Regions from separate parts of the Homo sapiens genome. Here region 1 is linked to region 2. Evidence: chromatin loops called from intact Hi-C (ENCODE). Cell type or tissue: B cell. All regions are shown on one strand. Links, peaks and the distances in the headings refer to the core of each region. The heading gives the core; the rest is flanking DNA.

Region 1 (10,741 bases), core at 147-8,146, 330 kb before region 2:
GGTGAGCTGTGTGTTGCCTGGTGAGAGGGACCCTTCCTTTCTCTAATCGTGTCTAGCTTGGCTGCAGCTTCCAAGGATGGACCTTCAGGACCTGGGTGTCCCAGAGGAAACTGTCCTTCCTGGAGGTGTGCAGGGTGAATCTCTCATGCCTCTTGGGAGGAGAGGCCTGTGCTGGTTGCTCAGTGGGGGCTGTGAGTCCCAGAGTCAAGAGGACAGTTCTTCATCACTCTATGGCTCCCTGGGGTCTGGCAGCTGAGCTGGAGCTCAGGGTTTCTCATGTTCTCCCTGACCATCTTTGATGTCCTCTCTTCTCTGCCCAGCTGACTGTCCTGGGGTCACCACACCTTCCCCGTTGTGGTGCAGGAGGAAGTGGGGAGTTACCCAGGAACCCCGCGGGACATGGCTCGTTGAGACGCAGGAGGGGGAGCCTGGGACAGAGCAGGGGTTCAGAGCTGGAGAGATTCATCCCGACTTACTCCGTGGCCATGATGGGCTCAGCCCTCCATGTGCTGACATACCCAGGGGTCTGTCCTGAGGGTTTTGACCTGGCCAAGCTGCTCTCTGTAGAGGAGGAACAGGCATTGGCCAGAGATCCTGTCTGGAGGGACGTTGCTCACACCTGAGAGGGCGGGTGGGGGTGAGTTGTGTTCTGAGAGCAAAGAGCAATAACACCCCTCATCTCCCCGCAAGCACACAAGAGAGGTCTGTCTTCCCAAGGGACAGCTGGTGGCAGGTGGCCACATCCCGGATGGTGCCTGTGTGTGACCATCACACGCTCTCTGCGCCCCCTGGGCTGCAGCAGGCAGGCAGGACACAGGGTGCCTGGCTTATTCCCGGGGAGGCTGTGGGCCCTCAGGCAGCCACTGTTCTGTGTCAACACTAGGCTTGGCCTGGGATGCCCCAGAGAACAGGACAGATGGAGCAGGGGCGGGCATTTAGGGAGCAGTGACAGAAAGAGTTGATGAGGATGGAGGGAGGTCACGAGGGGAAAGAGCTCAGCGTGGCGTCGCGTGCACCAGCGCTGCCCTGGGAGATGCCTTTAGCTGGGCCCAGGGAAGGAGCAGGTGTGTGGGGCTGGAGCTACCTACAGAGGGAGTGGTGTTAGGTTGGCGGCCGCCAGGTCAGAGAGGAGCTGACAGAGTCCATGTGGGGAGCATGGAGGGCGCTGAGGACTTGGGCCGAATTGACCCTGGTGAGGGTGGACCCTTCTGGGCTGTGGGTTCTAATGAGGGACGTTGGCATCCCCTGGGAAGGCTCCAGGCTGGGAGGGACTCTGTCGTCCTCTGGTGGACAGGGAGGGAAGTGTGAACGGCAGCAATCCCAGGCCAGGCTGCATGTTTTATTCCACATGGATCTGCACACTTCACACGAGGTCACACTTACGTTATGTTACAGCTCCTTCACCTTCCAGCCCCGTGAGTCCCAGTCTGTGTGGCTCTACGTTCACTGTTCTCCCTCTTTCACAATCAGATGTCCCAAATGCAGATTTTTGTCACCTTCTGTGAGTTTGTGTTTGTGTGCAGTAGGCAGCACTGTGTATACCCTGGGGGCAGTGATGTCTGGGGCTGAGCACTGCAGTTGGGCTTGGGAGCAGAAGAGGGAGCAGCAGGATGGGAAGACCAATATCAGGGGGGCAGGGACAAGTCATTTTCATTTTCTCACTCCCAGGGACCAGAACCCAGGATTCTGACTCCAGGGCACAGTACCACACCCTGCTGGTGTCCCTGGATGTCATGATGCTCATAGTGTCATGTTGCCTTGGCATTCATTTTTATAAGGTGTAAGTTTATTTGCCTCAAATCAGAGGCAGGGCTTGGTCACCATGGCAGTTTTCAATACTGTATCTGGTTCAGGTGGCTCCAGTTGGTGTCCAGAGATAAAATCTTAGAGGCATCTCTGCTGCTTGGTGTGCTGGGCTCCCGTCTCTCCAGCTGCTTTCCTTAAACTGATAATTCTGACATTCGCCCTCACATTTAAAGTGACCACCTCTCAGTCACAGCGTGAGCTCCTGGTCCCAGTGTTTGCTGCTTGCTTTGAACACATCCATTAAAGCTCCCTGCTGGAAACCTGTCAGATAACACCCTGGACTTAATAAAGCCATTCGCTTACAGGTCTCTTCTCTCCTCCCTGCCTGGGCTCACTGACCTCTGTGTCTGTGGTCTCCAGGTGTGCCAAGTGCTCCCCAGTGTCTGTAAGTAGTAAAAATCTTACAATTTCACATTGTGGTTGTATTGCTGTTGCCTCACATGCCATCCAGGGCCTGACATTGAGGCTGCCTTATGGGACCTGTGCTGGCTGAGCCCCTGCTGGAGCTCTTGTTTTGGGGCCTCTGGTTCTGCTGGGGACAGGAGCTTCCAGCTAACTTGATTGAAAACTGATGCCTTTCATTGAAAACACTGGGTCAGATGATGTATTCATGGGCTTCAGCTGCCATAACAAACACCTTAGCCTGGGTGAATTAAATAATAGAAATCTATTTTTCACAGTTCTGTGAATAATGTGCTATTTTAACCACTTTAAAATAAACAATCAAGTGAAATTAACCACATACACAGTGTTAAATTACCATCACCAGTATTTTTCCTAGAAAATTTTTATCATTTTAAACTGAAACTTTGTATCTTTTAAACAATAACTCCCTGTATGTTCCACCCTAGACTTTGATCATCTCTACTCTGTCTCTATGAATTTGCCTATTCTTAATGGTTCATATAAATGGAATTATACAATGGTGTTATTTTGTTTCTGACATATTTCACTTAGCATAATGTTTCCAAAGTCCATGCATGTTCCAGCGGGTGTCAGAGCTTCATTCCTCTTTATGGCAGATTAACATTCTGTTGTATGTGTCACCATATTTATTTATTCATGTGTTGATGAACACTTGGATTGTTTTCATATTTTATCTTTTGTGAATAATGCTGCAATCAACATTCCTATGCAAGTACCTGTTTGAGTCCCTGGATTTAATTTTTTGGGTATATACCTAGGAATGGATGTTGTTTCAAATGAGAATTCTATGATTAGCTTTTTGAGGAACAGGAAAACTGTTTCTCCTAGTGGCTGTACATTTTTATATTCTCACCAGCAATATATGAGGATTCGAAATTCTACATAATGCTGCTACTTGTTATTTAACATTGTAAAAGAATGGTAGCCAGTTTTGTAGGTGTGATTGGTGTCTCATTGTAGCTTTGACGTTGTATTTTCCTAATGACTAATGATGTTGAGTATCTTTTCATGTCCTTCTTGACTATTTGTATATCTTCTTTGAAGAAATGTCTATTTGAGTCTTTTGCCCATTTATAAATTGGATGGTTTGTCCTTTTGTTATTGAGTTGTAGCTAGTTCTTGATATTATCTGGACATGAAAACTGCCTATATGTGGTTTGCAGATATTTTCTCTCATTCTGTGCCTATTAATTATTTTCTTGATAATTTCCTTTGATGTACAAAAGGCTTACATCTTGATAAAGCCCAATTTATCTTTTTTTCTTGTTTCTCATGCTTTTGTATCATATCTAAGAATCCACTGCACATTTGAGATCATCAATACTTACGTCTATGTTTATTTTAAGATGTTTTTATGGTTATAGGTCTTATATTTAACTCAGTGATCAATTTTTTAGAGAATGGTTTGATATCGTGGGAGGTAGAATTATCTAAATTAACTGTTTTGCATGTGGTTATCTAGTTGTTTCTGCACTATCATTTGAAAGGAGAATTGTTCCTCCATTAAATTGTCTTGATACCTCCTTCAAAGAGTAATTGACCATAAGTGTCAGGGTTTATTTCTAGACTCTCAATTCTATCCCATTTGTCTTTATGTCTATCTTTTGCCAGCAGCTTCTGTTTTAATAATTGTACTACTTTGTCAGTTTTCAAATAAGAAAGTTCAAGTCCTACAATTTATTTCGGCAAGATTGTTTTGGCTATTCAGTGGTCCTTTTTGAAAGGTGGGAAGGCCAGTGTTTCACAATTGGGAAAGCCTTTTCTGTCTTCTTCAGGGGGAAATTTGGGAGAACCTTCAAGAAACTTATTCTAAGTAGGTAAACTGTCACCACTTTATTTGCTGAAGTGCTATGTTAAAGTGTGCATTGCCTCTTGTGGAAGAATTGTGAGACCCTGGAAGCACTTGCCCATGTGGTGAGAGACAGTAAATTCCACGATGAGGGGGGAAGGGAACATTGTTTTAGGACACCGTGTTGTTGGGGAGTTGTATACATCTCTACTTATTTATGTCTCTGTACAGTGGGTGTAGGGACCAGCCCCACAGGGTCGGTGGGTTTTTCTCCACATGTACAGAGATGAGAGATTGTAGAAATGAAGACACAAGACAAAGAGATAAAAGAAAAGACAATTGGGCCCAGGGAACCACTACCACCAAGACGTGGAGAACGGTAGTGGCCACGAATGCCAGGCTGCGCTGATATTTATTGTATACAAGACAAAGGGGCAGGATAAGGAGTGTGAGCCATCTCCAATGATAGGTGAGACCACATGGGTCACGTGTCCACTGGACAGGGGGCCCTTCTCTGTTTGGCAGCTGAGGCAGAGAGAGAGAGGAGAAAGAGCTTACAGCATTATTTCTGCTTATTAGAGACTTTTAGTACTTTCACTAATTTGCTACTGCTAACTAAACAGCAGAGCCAGCTGTACAGGATGGAACATGAAGGCAGACTAGGAGTGTGACCACTGAAGCACAGCATCACAGGGAGACGGTTAGGCCTCCGGATAACTGTGGTTGGACCTCACTAACATCAGGCCCTCCACAAGAGATGGAGAAGTAGAGTCTTCTCTAAACTCCCCCGGGGAAAGGGAGACTCCCTTTCCCGGTCTGCTAAGTAGTGGGTGTTTTTCCTTGACACTGAGGGTACCTCTAGTCCATGGTCCACTTGGCAACAGGTGTCTTCCCAGACGCTGGTATTACCACTAGACCAGGAGCCCTCTAGTGGCCCTGTCTGGGCATAACAGAAGGCTCGCAATCTTGTCTTCTGGTCACTTCTCACTATGTCTCCCCAGCTCCTATCTATTTATGACCTGGCTTTTCCTAGGTTATAATCATAGAGCGAGGATTATTATAATATTGGAATAAAGAGTAATTGCTACCAACTAATGATTAATGATATTCCTATATAATCATATCTAAGATCTATATCTGGTATAACTATTCTCCTTTTATATTTTATTATACTGGAAAAGCTCGTGCCCTCGGTCTCTTGCCTCGGCACCTGGGTGGCTTGCCGCCCACAAGTGGGCATCTCCGTTGGACACAGTAGGTTTTGAAATCCTTGTTTATTCTCTGGGGTCTGGGTCTTGGCTTACCTGTTAGCTGCAGCTGAAAGAGGTGTCTGCTAAGTCAATGACACCTGTGGGGAGAAGAAGGATTCAGCAGAGTGAAAGTAGCTGGGACTCAGAGAAGCCAGGAAAGTCTGACTCTTAGAAACTGTGGGTCAGCAGATGGGTGTCCTCAGGGATAAATGGGCCATGCCGGTAGCCACTGCAGTGAACTGGAAGAAGGTAAGGGATGCTGGGTATCCCATGTTCTCTCTCAGCTCTGCAGCTGAAGATTTGGGCCCTGGGCTAGTACAGCCCTGCAGCAGGGGAAGGGTATACAGGAATGGCTGCATATCAGGACCAAGTCCATGTCATCTTCTTAGGCATTGTTACTGCAGATGGAGGATTCTGTTCAGAGACCTGGCCTGGACACATGGGAGGGCCCACCCCATTCTTTTAAAATTATTTTAAGAGAACAGTATTAGCAAATGTGGTACATGTTTTATTCTGCTAGAATCAGTATTACTGTCACGTTTTACACTGTATCTCTTAGGAAATGGTGAGAGCCATCCACACAATGTGCATTTAAAGGAGACTCTACTATAATTTCAGCTTTCCTACTCTTTATAGAAACCATCTTCTCTGCAAACACACAGGCAATATCTCTGTGTTCATTTCTATTGGGAGCCCTGTATGCAAGATGGAGAGAGCCACATTTCCCCTGAGATGTTACGTAAAAGTTTGAGGTTGAGATGACATATCTGACACTCTGTTGTTACCCTCAGAAGCTACTACATGTGAAATTCTAATGACTGCATTATCCTGCCAAGTGAAAGAGGCAGGCATGAGCAAGGACGGTTAAGAGGGGTGGGAGCCTTATCATGATGGGGAGTCTTGTTCTGACATCTTTGGAAAAACTGTCCACAGTGTGAAGTCATCAACTTGTTATCCTGGTTTACAGTTTGAGTAGCTGTTGTTATGGTGTCGAACATTTTGGTGAGTTCTGAGTGGCTCACATGTCAGGTACAAGGGTTTTCCCATGAAATTTACATCGAGTTGTCCACCTCCAGCTTATAGGGCTTCTGGAACAGAGTGGGTCTTGCTCTTCGTGATTCCATGGGAGAAAATGGAATTGGAGGAACTAGTAGAATTCAGGGTAATATCCAGTCTACAGGTGGATAATAAAAACACAGAAACAATGAACAGAGCTGCAATCTCATAACCGGTGTACTACAGTTTTTATTTTCCACATAATTTTTCTCTCTATGGGCATCTCTAGTTTTACCAATGATAATTTCAGTAGAATAAGTTTGTTTGCAAAATAGGTTGAGTTTCTTCAAACGTGGTCTGATTCTTTACATAAGTGCAGCAAGAGTAGCAATAGACCATGTAGGCGCTCTTTTAGAATTTTATTTGCTCTAAGTTTTTATAAGGACTCTCAGATTAAACTTTTACAAAACCCTTGAGAATAGGAAGCCAAACCAAGGCTGACTTCAGACTTTGCCTGCAGTTCATATTGGTTCATTCTATCTATATTCTTGAATATAACATCCCAGTCAAAGCCTTGGTAATATAACCAATGATTTGAAATGTGTCCTGTTACAAAGAGAGCAGATTGTTACTGTACTTGTGCAAATATGTGTATTACCATAAACATATCAATACTCATGAATAGTTGCCCAATTCTGGGGCAGTCAGGTAGAGAGCAAAAGTAAATGTTTCAATTACGGTTCCCAGAAGTATAGTTTATTGAACTGCTACAAGCTATAGATAGATTAAAAGAAAAAAATTCCATAAATCTAGAAAACAAACCATTTAAAGAATCAGCAAATTTTCAAATAAAAATCATAAAAATATTATCCTCAATATTGTCAATTATTTCAATGAAATCAATGTTTCTCCTGCTTGGTCTAGGCTGGGAATTTTAAGAAGATATCAGCCTGTTTGTTAAAGTTTTGGAAGTTCTTAGACAAATTGGGAGTGTTCAGGAGTAGAATTTGGGATTTGCTTGTGCCCATGGGACACAGGCTGGGAATAAAAATGTTTTCCTCACTCTTCCCTGAATGCCAGATAGACTCCACCTAAATCCCTATTGCCAAGGATGCTGGGATCCACTTACCAGAGACTTTGACTGTGATGGATTTGGAGCTTTCCTTGCCAGTGGCTGAGTTACGAACAGAGCAAGCATAGAGCCCACTATGCTTTGTAGTTATTTGGGGGATAGAGAGCTTTTGTCCTGATAGCTGAAACTTCCCATTAATTGTCCAAGAATATTGTGCCCGTGGGTTAGACTCGGCGAAGCAGGACAAGTAGAGGTTTTCTCCTGAACGGTAATAGGTGAATGAAGGGTAAATGCTGGGGAGGTCTGGACCATCTGGCGCAAAGAGAATAAAGCCATAGGTGATGTCATCCGAGGGAAGGGGATGTTCCTGGTCTCTTAAAGGGACACAGTTACCCTCTAAGCCAAGACACACCTTCAAGTCCCAGCCAAACTCCCTCTATGTTCACTGAGCCGAAGCCTGAGGTATTCACCTGTTTCTCCCATCACAAGTTTTAGGCCCCAAGTCTCCCATGACAAGAGCGTCCCCTCCCCTTATATTCTTGGTTAAGGCTGTGCCTACCTAGGTTTTCCCAGGGCAGGGAGTCATGGCCACCTCGGATGTCCAGAAGTAAAGGTGTCTATACTTGGACTGGAGAGAGACTGAGAGACCTGGCCTCTGGTGGTTTGGATTTAAGCTGGTGTCCTGGCCCACAGAGGAACAAAAGATACTCACAGAGGACATTCAGGGTGACTGGGTCACTGCGGATGCCACCATATCGGTCCCGTATTTCACATTGATAAGGTCCTGTTTCATTTCTCGTGACATTGGGTAGAATGAGGATCCTGTTTTCAATGGGTCGCTTTACCCTGGGACTGACAGGGAGGCTCTGACCATTTAGCCACCAAATGTAGGTGTAGTTCTTACTCTTAGGTTCACAGGTGAAGGTTAAGACATCCTTATTCTCTCTGGGGTTTAAGTTGTTGATTGTGATGTAGGGCTTGGACAGCTTTGCTGTGTGGATAACAGAGAGAAGATTGTCCTGTGTGGCACCTTTGATTCCTCCACAGGCATACTTCAATCAGAGTTGGCATCTCCCACCTCTCAGCCCACCCGAGTCCTTGAAAGCCAATAGCTGGTGCTTCTGTCACAAGATAGATGCATGATGATCTAAGGGCTCAAAGACTGTGAGGCCACCTGCTCTGTTTTAGGGAGGCACAGACTTTCTCAAGTGTCAATTGAGCAGCAGTGTTGGGTCATGGACAGACATATCAGTGGGAGTCACAGCCCCTTGTACCCCTCCCAGTCCCTCCCTAATCAGTTAACTTGCTGGCTCACCTTGGGTTCCTTACCTGGAATGTGCAACTACTGGGCCCCTTCCAAATTCCATCCTCCTTTGCCCCCCTAGATGAGATTTCTCTGCAGCTTCCATTTCAAGGACATTCTAGAGATGAGTAATAATGGGACTTCCCATTGTCCTGAAACCCTGAAGATACTGAGCAGTCTGGCCTGGGACTGGATGTTTCAGCAGAAATAACACAGGAGAGACCAGAGTCAAGCCTGGAGGTCAGTTCAGTCATCAGCCAGTGGAGGCAGAAAGTGGGGCAGTGTTTTGCAGGTGTTTCATGATGACTTACTTGAACCAGTGACCTCTAAAGATAGAGCAGAGTGCAAGGAATGATCTAGAAGGAGTCAAGGGGACAGGCAAGAGCTGGTGGCTTTGGAGCAGAACCATGTTCCCTGTCCTGGGTTCTTTAAGTTTCCTCTCCTTCTGCAGAGGGCAGGTGAGGACCATGTGGATCTTTCCAGAAATACATATGGACATTTGCAAAAGCAGAACTGACTGGTGGAAAGTGTGGGAATGAACTGCTGGAAATCTGGTCCTCATGGACCATGTGTGTTTGATGGATATGAGACAAATTTGGAGAGAAGTTTTGCAAATATTTTCTTTCATTGGACATTCTACTCTCTGATTCCCTGGGTTCGACTACTCTAGGGACCTCATGTAAGTGGATTCCAGAGTGAATATGAGAAGAGACTGCTGTTTGCCAGGAGCTGGGAGTGGGGAGAATCAGAAGTTGTTCATGGGTGTGCAGTTTCAGTTATGCAAGGTGGGGAGGTTCTGGAGATCTGCTGTAGAGCTTGATGCCTATAATTCACACAGATTGAGTATTATGCATAAGACTTAGAACAAAAAGTGTTTTGGATTTCTGACATTTTTTTATTCTGAAATATTTGTCATATGCTTACTGGTTTAGCATCCCAAATCTGAAAGATTCAAAATCTAAAATGCTTCAGTGAGCATTTCTTTTCAGCATCAGATTAGTAGGCAAAAGTGGGAGGTGATAAGCCAAAGATATTCTTGCCCTTTTTTTTTCTCTCACCACGTTTCTAGCTTGATGATTAGTTTTTGGTCAATTCCATACTGGCCATGCTGCACTCATATATTTTTTAAAGCTTTGGGATGTGAGAAAGGCTGATTGCTATTTTCTGTCGTCAGAACTTTCCACGTTTTCATGGTTGCCTCTTTTTCTCAGTGTTTCTGTTGTGGCAGTCATTAATAAGAGCCTGTCAGGTCAGATTTAGGACAGAGTTTTATAATTCTGCAAAAAAATGTTACTGGGATTCTGGTAGGGGTTGCATTGAATCTGCAACTAACTTTGGGTAGTATTGTCTTTCTAACAATATTGATTCTTCCAATCCATGAAAATGAAATGTCTTTCCATATATTGATATCGTCTTTAATTTCTTTCAGCAATGTTTTGTAGTTTTCAGGATATAATCATTTGACCTTTTTGATTAAACTTACTCCAAAATATTTTATTCCTTTTGATGTTAATGTGAATTGAAATTATTTCCTTAATTTCCTTTCAGATTGTTCATTGTTAGTGTATAGTCTAAAGAATGACCTAGAAAGAGTGAAGGGGACAGGCAAAAGCTGGTGGTTTTGGAGCAGAAACATATTCCCTGTGCTGGGTTTTTGATTTTCCCTCTCCCTTTGCAGAGGGCAGGTGGCTTTTCCCTGATAGCTAGATAGACTTCACTGGAAAACATATTGCCAATGCTCCAGGGATCCACTTACCAGGCACTATGATCCTCTTGATTATGAGATTTGTTCCATCAGTGGCTGAGTTATGGATGAAACAGACCTAAACCCCTCTATATGTTTTAGTGATTTGGGGGATAAAGCACACTTGTGCTGATTGCTGGAACTTCCCATCAATCAGCCAAGAATGCTCTGCCAGTGGGTGAGAGTCTGTGAGGCAGGAGAGATTGGGGAATTCCCCTGTATGGTAATAGGTGTATGAGGAAGAAATGGTGGGGGCATCCAGGCCATCTGGAGCAAAGAGAATAAAGTCACAGGTGACATTGTCAGAGGGAAGGGAAAATCCTGGTCTGTGGAAGGGCCACAGTGACCCTGTGAG
Region 2 (10,741 bases), core at 1,306-9,305:
GTTTTATTATTTTGGGAAAGCTGGTCTTGAACTCCTGACCTCAGCTGATCTGCCTGCCTTGGCCTCCCAAAGTGCTGAGATAACAGGTGTGAGCCACCATGCCCGGCCTCAGATGAGACTTTGGACTGTGGACTTTTGAGTTAATAGTGAAATGAGTTGAGACTTTGGGGGACTGTTGGGAAGGTATGATTGGTTTTGAAATGTGAGGACATGAGATTTGGGAGCGACCAAAGTGGAATGATATGGTTTGGCTGTGTCCCCACCCAAATCTCATCTTGAATTATAGCTCCCATAATCCCCATGGGTTGTGGGAGGGAGCCGGTGGGAGGTAATTGAATCATGGGGGTGGGTTTTTCCCATGCTATTCTCATGATAGTGAATAAGTCTCACAAGATCTGATGATCTTACAAACGGCAGTTCCCCTGCACACACTTTCTTGCCTGTCGCCATGTAAGCCATGCCTTCACTCCTGTTTTGCCTTCCACCATGATTGGGAGGCCTCCCAAGCCAGGTGGAACTGTGAGCCCACTAAACCCCTTTTTCTTTATAAATGACCCAGTCTTGGGTATGTCTTTTTTTTTTTTTTTTTTTTGAGACAGTCTTGCTCTGTCACCCAGGCTGCAGTGCAGTGGTGCAATCTTGGCTCACTGCAACCTCTGCCTCCCCAGTTCAAGCAATTCTCCTGCCTCAGCCTCCTGAGTAGCTGGGATTACAGGCATGTACCACCACACCTGGCTAATTTTTATATTTTTAGTAGAGATGGGGATTCACCATGTTGGTCAGGCTGGTCTCAAACTCCTGACCACGTGATCCACCTGCCTTGGCCTCCCAAAGTGCTGGGATTACAGGCGTGAGCCACCACACCCAGCCTTCAGGTATGTCTTTATTAGCAGCATGAGAACAGACTAATACAGAAGGGATATTCAAATGTGATACCTAAAGTGATAAATCATTAAGGAAAAGATCAGTCAGAAGGTTCTGAATGGCAGCAACACCATAAACAAAATCTAAAGAGAACCAATATGCTGGGAAAATATATTTGTAACATATACATACCACACAGTGGTCAATATACTTAATATACAAACAGATCTTGCAAACCAATTTTAAAAAGGTAAGCACACTAATATAAAAATGGAATACCCAACAGTCATTAAAAGCAATACCGTTGAAATAAAATTCAATGTTTTACACTTTTAAAAATAAAAAATAGGCAGTGGTGGCTGGGCGCTGTGGCTCATACCTGTAATCCCAGCACTTTGGGAGGCCGAGGCGGGCAAATCACCTGAGGTCAGGAGTTCGAGACCACCCCGGCCAATGTGGTGAAACCCCATCTCTACTAAAAATACAAAAATTAGCCAGGCATGGTGGCACATGCTTGTAATCCCAGCTACTTGGGAGGATGAGGCAGGAGAATTGCTTTAACCCGGGAGGCGGAGGTTGCAGTGAGCCAAGATTGCACCATCACACTCCAGCCTGGATGACAAGAGCAAAACTCCGCCTTAAAAAAAAAAAAAAAAAAAGACAGTGAAAAGGTAGCCCTCAGAGTGGAAAATGATATTTACAAACATAAACAGTAGTCCTTCCTTATCCGCAGGGGATACCTCCAAGAACCCAGTGGATATCTGAAACCTCAGATAGTACAAACCCTATAAATACTGTTTTGTTTTGTTTTGTTTTGGACGGAGTCTGGCTCTGTCACCCAGACTGGAGTGCAATGGCATGATCCTGGCTCACTGCAACCTCCCCCTCCTGGGTTCAAGTGATTCTCCTGCCTCAGCCTCTCAAGTAGCTAGGGTTACAGGTGCCCACCACCATGCCCAGATAATTTTTGTATTTTTTAGTAGAGACAGGGTTTCACCATGTTGGTCAGGCTGGTCTCAAGCTCCTGACCTCAGGTGATTCACCCGCCTCAGGCTCCCAAAGTGCTGGGATTACAGGCGTGAGCCACCGTGACCGGCCAATCTATGTTTTTTTTTCATCTGATAATCAAGAAGGCTACTAAGTGATTAACGAATGGGTAACATACTCCTATACAGCACAGATACACTGGACGTAGGGATAATTCATGTCCTGAGTGGGATGGTGTGAGATTTTATCATGCTACTCAGAACGATGTACAATTTAAAACTTACTAATTGTTTATCTCTGGAATTTTCCATTGAATATCTTCACGCTATGGTTGACCACAGATAACTAAAACCACAGAAAGTGAAACCACAGGTAAAGGAGTTGTACTGGATCCAACAAAGTTCTTGGATCCGGAATATATAAAGATCATCTACAAATCAAAATTACTGGGCAGTTTCTACTAAAGCTAAATCTACACATACCCTGTGGCTCAACCCTTGGTATACATGTGGTCCTTGACTTAAGATGGTCTGACTTATGATTTTTTTTTTTTTAACCAGAGTCTCACTCTGTCACCCAGGCTGGAGTGCAGTGGTGCGATCTCGGCTCACTGCAACCTCCGCCTCCCGGGTTCAAGCGATTCTCCTGCCTCAGCCTCCTGAGTAGCTGGGATTACAGGCACTCACCATCACACCTGGCTAATTTTTGTCTTTTTAGTAGAGATGGGGTTTCACCACATTGGCCAGGCTGGTCTCAAACTCCTGACCTCAAATGATCCGCCTGCCTCATCCTCCCAAAATGCTGGGATTACAGGTGTGAGTCAGCCACCATGCCTGGCTTTTTTTTCTTTCTTTTTTTCTTTTTTTTTTTTTTTTTTGAGATAGAGTCTCTCTCTGTCGCCCAGGCTGCGGAGTGCAGTGGCATGATCTCGGCTCACTGCAACCTCGGCCTCCTGGGTTGAAGTGATTCTTGTGTCTCAGCCTTCTGAGTAGCTGGGATAACAGGCACGCATCACTGTGTCTAGCTAATTTTTGTACTGTTATTTAGTAGAGACGAGGTTTCATCATGTTGACCAGGCTGGTCTTGAACTCCTGGCATCAAGCAATCTGCCCACACTAGCCTCCCAAAGTGTTGGGATTACAGGTGTGATGTGCCCGATGACTAACAATTTATTGACTTTACAATAATGTGAAAGTGATACATTTTATTTCTTTTTTTCATTTGTCTTTTTTTTTCTTCAGTAAAGATGGGCTCTCACTATGTTGACCAGCCTGGTCTTGAACTCCTGGCCTCAAGCAATCCTCCCATCTCAGCCTCTCAATGTGCTGGGATTACAGGCATGAGCCACTGCACCAAGCCAAAAGTGATACACTTTCAATAGAAATCATATTCCATGCACCCATACAGCCATTCTGTTTTTCACTTTCAATTCAGTATTCAATAAATTACATGAGATATTCAACACTCTTGTATAAAATACAAGGCTTTGTGTTAGATGAGTTTGCCCAACTGTAGGCTAATGTAAATGTTCTGACCACTTTAAGGTAAAGTAGGCTAACCTATAATGTTCAGTAGGTTAAATGTATTAAATGCGGCCAGGCACGGTGGCTCACGCCTGTAATCCCAGCACTTTGGGAGGCCGAGGCAGGTAGATTACTTGAGGTCAGGAATTTGAGACCAGACTGGTGAACATGGTGAAACCCCATCCATACTAAAAATACAAAAATTAGCCGAAGCCAGGCACGGTGGCTCGCCTAATCGCGACACTTTGGGAGGCCAAGGCAGGTGGATGACCTGAGGTCAGGAGTTCAAGATCAGCCTCGCCAACATGGTGAAACCCCATCTCCACAAAACATACAAATATTAGTCAGGCGTGGTGGTGATGTCTGTAATCCCAGCTACTCGGGAGGCTGAGGCAGGAGAATTGCTTGAACCCAGGAAGCGGAGGCTGCAGTGAGCTGAGATCACGCCACTGCACTCCACCCTGGGTGACAGAGTGAGACTCCGCCTCAAAAAAAAAAAAAAAATTAGCCAAGCATGCCAAGCGTGGTGGCACATGCCTATAGTCCCAGCTACTGGGGAGGCTGAGGCAGTAGAATTGCTTGAACTTGGGAGGCAGAGGTTACAGTGAGCAGAGATCATGCCACTGCATTCCAGCCTGAGTGACAGAGCAACACTCCGTCTCAAAAAAAAAAAACAAAAAACAAAAGTCAATATCCTCAGCTTGGGTGACAGAGCGAGACTGTCTCAAAAAAAAAAGTCAATATCCTGGGGCAAAAGGATATGAAACTGTTCTAGATCCAAAAAGATTTTTGATAAATAAAAAATAATAAATAAATAATAAAAAAGAAAACAAAACAAAAAGAAAAGAAGGAAAAAGAAAACACAAACACACACACAAAAGAGACTAAATAGACATAATGGCCAAACACTAAGCTCAATTGTATCCTGGTTCCTAAAAACAGCCGTAGGCTGGGCACCGTGGCTCACACCTATAATTACAGCACTTTGAGTCACCGAGAGGGGAAGATCATTTGAGCCCAGGAGATTGAGACCAGCCTGGGCAACATGGTGAGATCCTATCTCTACCAAAAAAAGAAAGAAAAAAGAAAAAAAAAGCTGTAAAAATTATTCCTCGGGTAATTGGAGACATCTGAACACAGCTGAATATTTAATAATGATATAAAGTTACTGCATATTGGCCGGGCGTGGTGTCTCACGCCTGTAATCCCAGTACTTTGGGAGGCCGAGACGGGCGGATCACGAGGTCAGGAGATCGAGACCATCCTGGCTAACATGGTGAAACCCCGTCTCTACTAAAAATACAAAAAAAAAAATTAGCTGGGCGTGGTGGTGGGCGTCTGTAGTCCCAGCTACTCGGGAGGCTGAGGCAGGAGAATGGCATGAACCCGGGAGGCGGAGCTTGCAGTGAGCCGAGATCGCACCACTGCACTCCAGCCTGGGCGACAGAGCGAGACTCTTGTCTCAAAAAAAAAAAAAAAAAAAAAAAGTTACTGCATATTTTGTTAGACGTGACAAAGGTTTTGTAAAAGAGGAAGTCTCAAAGTATAGCCTAGAGAACCCTGACATTCTGCAAAATCAAAACGATTTTTGGACTTTTTGCCCATTTTCACTCGCATTCCCCAAAAACATTTGGGGGAGAGGGGCGCGGTTCTAAAAGTTTCATGACCTATAGTGACATAATTGCTCTGATGGCTGATGAAATTTGTGCTTGTTTTTTTTTTTTTTTTTTTTTTTTTTTTTTGAGACAGTCTTGCTCTGTGGCCCAGGCTGGAGTGCAGTGGTGCGATCTCGTCTCACTGCAACCTCTACCTCCTGGGTGTTCAAGTGATTCTCATGCTTCAGCCTCCTGAGTAGCTGGGATTACAGGAGCGTGCCACCATGCCCGGTTAATTTTTGTATTTTTAGTAGGGACGGGGTTTCATCATGTTGGCCAGGCTGATCTCAAACTCCTGACCTCGGGTGATCCGCACACCTCGGCTTCCCAAAGTGCCAGGATTACAGGCGTGAGCCACCGCGCCCGGCCTGTGCTTGTGTATTGTTATATTTTGTACTATTATTTCAATGTAGATTTTAAAAAATTCAAAATAAGAAATTGTGGGTGGGGAACATATAACATCTTGACCTAAAGCAGCCTTCATTGTCCCTGAAACTTGTCGAGTGATTTCCGCAACAGCCCAGCCTGCCTAACCCCAAATTCTTTCAACAAATTCATTCTTCCCTTCCATGATGCATCATGTCTGTGACACATCCCCAGAGCTTTTCTTTCATCTGTTGCCTGCAGCAGCTAAACCTGAAACTACCCCCATCAAAGAAACATAACCCAGAAGGAATCCTGTAAAGCATTCAGCTTGCTGGCCTTGGAGTTCCCACGGCCTACACTGCCCCCTGGTGGCAAGTAAGCTCTCAGCTTCTTTTCCATTTGGTTCCCAAGTTCTTTCCCTTCATTACTCAAAACTATAGTAAACACCTCTTATCTGCCTGGGATACATTTCAAGACCCGGAGTGGATGCCTAAAACCGCAGATAGTACAGAACCCTACACACTATGCTTTTTCCTATACATACGCACCTATGATAGAGTTTAATTTATAAATTAGGCACATTAATAAATCAATAATAACTAATAATAAAATAGAACAATTACAGCAAGGCATGATGGTGCACGTCTGTAGGCCCAGCTACTTGGGAGGCTGAGGCGGGAGGATCACCTTAGCCAGGGTTCAATACCAGCCTGGACAACATAGCGAGACCCCCACCCAAAAAAAAAAAAAAAAGAATAGGTCGGACACAGCAGCTCAAACCTGTAATCTTAGCACTTTGGGAGGTCAAGGCAGGTGGATCACTTGAGGTCAGGAGTTCGAGACCAGCCTGGCCAACATGGTGAAACCCCATCGCTACTAAAAATCTTTTAAAAATCAATTAGCTGGGTGTGGTGGCACTCGCCTGTAAATCCAGCTACTGCTACTCGGGAGGCTGAGGCAAGAGAATCGCTTGAACCCAGGAGGCAGAGGTTGCAGTAAACCAAGATTGTGCCACTGTACGCCAGCCTGGGCAACAGAGTGAGACTCCATCTCAAAAGAAAAAAAGATGAAGTGATGGATGGTTAGAGATGTACACTGTAAAAAAAAATTTTAAGCCTGGTGCAGTGGCTCACTCTAATCCCAGCACTTTGGGAGGCCAAGGAGGGAGGATTGCCTGAGCCCAGGAGGTCGAGGCCAGCCTGGGCAATGTGGCAAAACTCTGTCTTTACAAAAAACACAAAAACTAGCCAGGAGTGGTGGTGCACACCTGTAGTTCCAGCTATTTGGAAGCCTGAGGCAGGAGGATCGCTTGAGCCAGGAGGTTGAGGCTGCAGTGAGCTATGATTGCACCACTGCACTCCAGCCTGGATGACAAAGTGAGACCCTGTCTCAAAAAAAAAAAAAAATTTTTTTTCAGCTTTTCTCTATGCTTGAAATTTTTCATAATAAAATGTTGGAAGAAAAATTACTCGTTTCACAATGTTAAAAGGAGGAAGTATTGAAACCCACACTTGAGCCACATAAGAATCAATGGTGGAGCTTTTAAAACATGCCAATTCCTTGTGTCCACCCAGAACAATTAAATCAGACTCTCTGATTCTAAGGGACCTGGGGGATCAGTGTTTTCAGCAGTACTTCTCTAAGCCAGCATATTTAACAGCAAACCTAACTTTCTGATTCGGCCACCCTGTGGCAGCTAAGATGTTCACTTCTCAATCAGTTTATTAAAAAAAGAAAACTTGGGCCAGGTGCGGTGGCTCACTCCTGTAATCCCTGCATTTTGGGAGGCTGAGGCACGCAGATCACTTGAGGCCAGGTGCTCACGACCAGCCTGGCAGTATGGCGAAACCCCATCTCTAATAAAAACATAAAATTTAGCCAGATGTGGTGGTGCGCACCTGTAATCCCAGCTACTGGAGAGGCTGAGGCAGAAGGATCACCGAAAGGCGGAGGTTGCAGTGAGCCGAGACTGCGCCACTGCACTCTAGCCTGGGTGACAGAGTGAGGCTCTGTCTCAGAAAAAAAAGAATTACTCCTGTTTTGGCGATCCACTGCCTTGTAGCGTCATCATGTATTAAACAGTCCCCTGCTGTGTACTTTGTCCCCTGCCCTACACCCCTGCTGTCTTTTGTGCACATGAGCAAGGGTGTCTCTGGGCTTCACACCTAGAAGGGGAACCTCTGGGTTGGAGATCCTGAAGGCAGCCAGCTAATCCTTGAAACAGCCTCAAGAGGAAGGTGCTGTGATAAACCCTGTGTTTTAGCGCAGGGAACTGAGGCTCCCAGAGGGAGGCAGAGATTGCAGTGAGCCAAGATTGTGCCACTGCACTCCAACCTGGGGGACAGAGTGAGACTCTGTCTCTAAAAAAAAAAAAAAGAAAGAAAGAAAACTCATTCTACAATGAAACCACTTAAATTTGTCCCATCTTTTATGTAAGATGAACAACCAGTTCAAGAAACTGGGAGTTTCTATGAAAATTAAACATTTGTCGACTCAGTGACCCAGAAAATCCAGTCCTTAGAATTCATGACAATGTTCCCTAAGATATTAGCAGAAGAATCTTCATAGCAGCATTATTCGTGGTAGCCAAAAACTGAATAATCAGAAGGAAAATAGGGTGTAGTGGCTCATGCCTGTAATTCACTTTGTACTTTGGGAGGCTGAGGCAAGGAGGATCGCTTGAGCCTAGGAGCCACCACAACCTGCCCATTTTGTAGGGCAAAAATTATGGCCAGTGGACCAAATTTGGCCTGCCATCAGTTTTTGTAAGGCCTGTAAGCTAAGAATCATTTTAACTTTTTTTCACATTGAAAACTATCAAAGTAACATGTAAAAACTAGATGGGGCTCACACCTGTAATCCCAACACTTTGGGAGGCCGAGGCAGGAGGGTTGCTTGAGGCCTGGAGTTTGAGACCAATCTGAGCAACACAGCAAGACTCAGTCTCTACAAAAAATTGTTTAAAAATTAGCTGGGCATGGTGGCACATGCCCATAGTCCCAGCTACTCAGGAGGCTGCGGTAGGAGGATCACTTGAGCCCAGGAGTTGGAGGCTGCAATGAGCTATGCTCACGCCAGTGCATACCAGCTTGGGCAATAGAACAAGAGCCTGTCTCAAACAAATTTAAAAAAAAACCTATATGAAATCCAAATTTTATTTTTTATTTTATTTATTTATTTTTTTTGAAATGGAGTTTTGCTCTTGTCACTCATGCTGGAGTGCAATGGCACCATCTGGGCTCACTGCAACCTCCACCTCCCGGGGGAGGTTCAAGCGATTCCCCTGCCTCAGCCTCCTGAGTAGCTGGGAATACAGGCACACCCCACCACGCCCAGCTTATTTTGTATTTTTAGTAGAGATGGGGTTTCACCATGTTGGTCAGGCTGGTCTCGAACTCCTGACCTCAGGTGATCTACCCACCTCAGCTTCCCAAAGTGCTGGGATTACAGGCATGAGCCTGACCTAAAATCCAAATGTAGAGGCCACAAATAAAGTCTTATTAGAACACAGCCATGCCTATTCATTTATGCAGTGTCTGTGGCTGCTTTCATGCCACAATAAGAGAGCTGAGTAGCTGTCACAGAGACCCTACTACCTGTAAAAACTGAAAATATTTACTATCTGGTCCTTCACAGAAAAAGGTGGCCAACTGCTGCTCTATAGCAATAAGAAGGAAAGAACTCCAAGTATAAACCAACATCATGTAGAGTGGAAAAAAGGCCAGACACAAAAGAGTACACTGTATAAGTCCTGTTTATAATGTCAGAACAGGCAAAACCGGCCTGTGGTTAAATGCATCAGAAGAATGGTGCCTTAGGAGGGCGGTCATTGGCCAGAAAGGGAGGCAAGGAAGACTTCTGGGGTGATGGGCAAGTTCTGTATCGGGATCTGGGTAAGTACTCATACACATGTATAATATGTGGACTCCTTTCATTCCATGAATGTTAACAACTCGGTTTTGTTTGTTTGTTTGTTTGTTGAGATGGAATCTCGCTTTGTCACCCAGGCTGGAGTGCAGTGGTGCGATCTTGGCTCACTGCAACCTCTGCCTCCCGGATTCAAGCAATTCTCCTCCTGCCTCCTCAGCCTCCTGAGTAGCTGGGATTACAGGTGCCTCACCACCATACCGCTTAATTTTTGTATTTTTAGTAGAGACAGGGTTTCACCATGTTGGCCAGGCTGATCTCGAACTTCTGACCTCAAGTGATCCGCCCACCTCAGCCTCTCAACGTACTGGAATTACAGGCATGAGCCACCACACCCAGGCTAACAATTCATTTTTTTAAAGTAGAAGGAAAAATAAAGGAGAGAAAAATGGACCCCCATCTCCAAAATCTCAGACAAGCCAGCCATGGTGGCTCACGCCTATAATCCCAGCACTTTGGGGAGGTCAAGGTGTGCAGATCACCTGAGGTCAGGAGTTTGAGACCAGCCTGGCCAACATGGTGAAACCCTATCTCTACTAAAAATACAAAAATTAGCCAGACATGGTGGCACATGCCTGGAATCCCAGCTATTTGGGAGGCTGAGACAGCAGAATCGCTTGCGCTCAGGAGGCAGAGGCTGCAGTGAACTGAGAGCTTGCCATTGCACTCCAGCCTGGGTGACAGAGCAAGACTGTCTCAAAAAAATAAATAAAAATGTGCCTGGGCGCAGTGGCTCATGCCTGTAATCCCAACACTTTGGGAGGCCAGGGCGCGCGGATCACCTGAGATAGGGAGTTGGAGACCAGCCTGACCAATACGGAGAAACCCCGTCTCTACTAAAAATACAAAATTAGCTAGGCATGGTGGCGCATGCCTGTAATCCCAGCTACTCGGGAGGCTGAGGTTGCGCTAAGCTGAGATAGCGCCATTGCACTCCAGCCTGCGCAACAAGAGCAAAACTCCATCTCAAATAAATAAATAAATAAATAAAACAAAAAAATTTGCTGGGCTTGGTGGCGCACGCCTGTAATCCCTGCTATTTGGGAGGCTGAAACAAGAGAATCACTTGAACCCGGGAGGTGGAGGTTGCAGTAAACCAAGATCGCACCACTGCACTCTAGCTTGGGCAACAAAGTGAGACCCTGTCTCAAATTAAAAAAAAAAAAAAAAAAAAGTTGCCTAAGGCTGAGGGGGGAAAAGGGAAGGATAGGGGTGATGGCTAAGGGGTGTGGGGTCTTTTTGGAGTAATGGAAACATTTTCCAATTAATGGTAGTAATGGATGTACAACTCTGAATATACTAAAAGTCATTGAATTGTGCACTCGAAATAGATAAATTATATGGTATGTGGGTTATATCAATAAAGCTATTAAGCCTGGGCAACATAGTGAGATTACAGCTCAACAAAAAATTAAAAAA

Evidence for each region. Hi-C counts contacts between places; a loop is a spot of excess contacts. Peaks named below come from ENCODE experiments on the same cell type or tissue, not always from the same donor. Only the 100,000 strongest peaks of a DNase experiment are listed, where the experiment ranks them.
Region 1: a loop joins it to region 2, with 16 times the contacts of the local background. A loop is called at or near these places in 5 of 110 quality-filtered maps.

The regions. Positions count from the first base shown.
Region 1 is chr19:43,186,944-43,197,684 of GRCh38, forward strand. It overlaps PSG4 (pregnancy specific beta-1-glycoprotein 4), which reads right to left. Exons shown (of 6, transcript NM_002780.5): 4 at 8,052-8,330; 5 at 7,397-7,651; 6 at 5,759-6,445. The coding sequence ends at 6,429. Among named protein-coding and RNA genes, the nearest start is that of PSG5, 5.8 kb to the left of the region's middle. In B cell, for the core only: a CTCF peak has its summit at 4,985 (motif pointing left); no DNase peak of the experiment used is centred there.
Region 2 is chr19:43,513,914-43,524,654 of GRCh38, forward strand. The region is part of intron 3 of ETHE1 (ETHE1 persulfide dioxygenase); the gene reads right to left. Among named protein-coding and RNA genes, the nearest start is that of ETHE1, 7.9 kb to the right of the region's middle. In B cell, for the core only: CTCF peaks have their summits at 5,771 (motif pointing left) and 5,970; DNase peaks (open chromatin) are centred at 4,958 and 5,738; H3K4me3 peaks cover 347 bases; H3K27ac peaks cover 682 bases.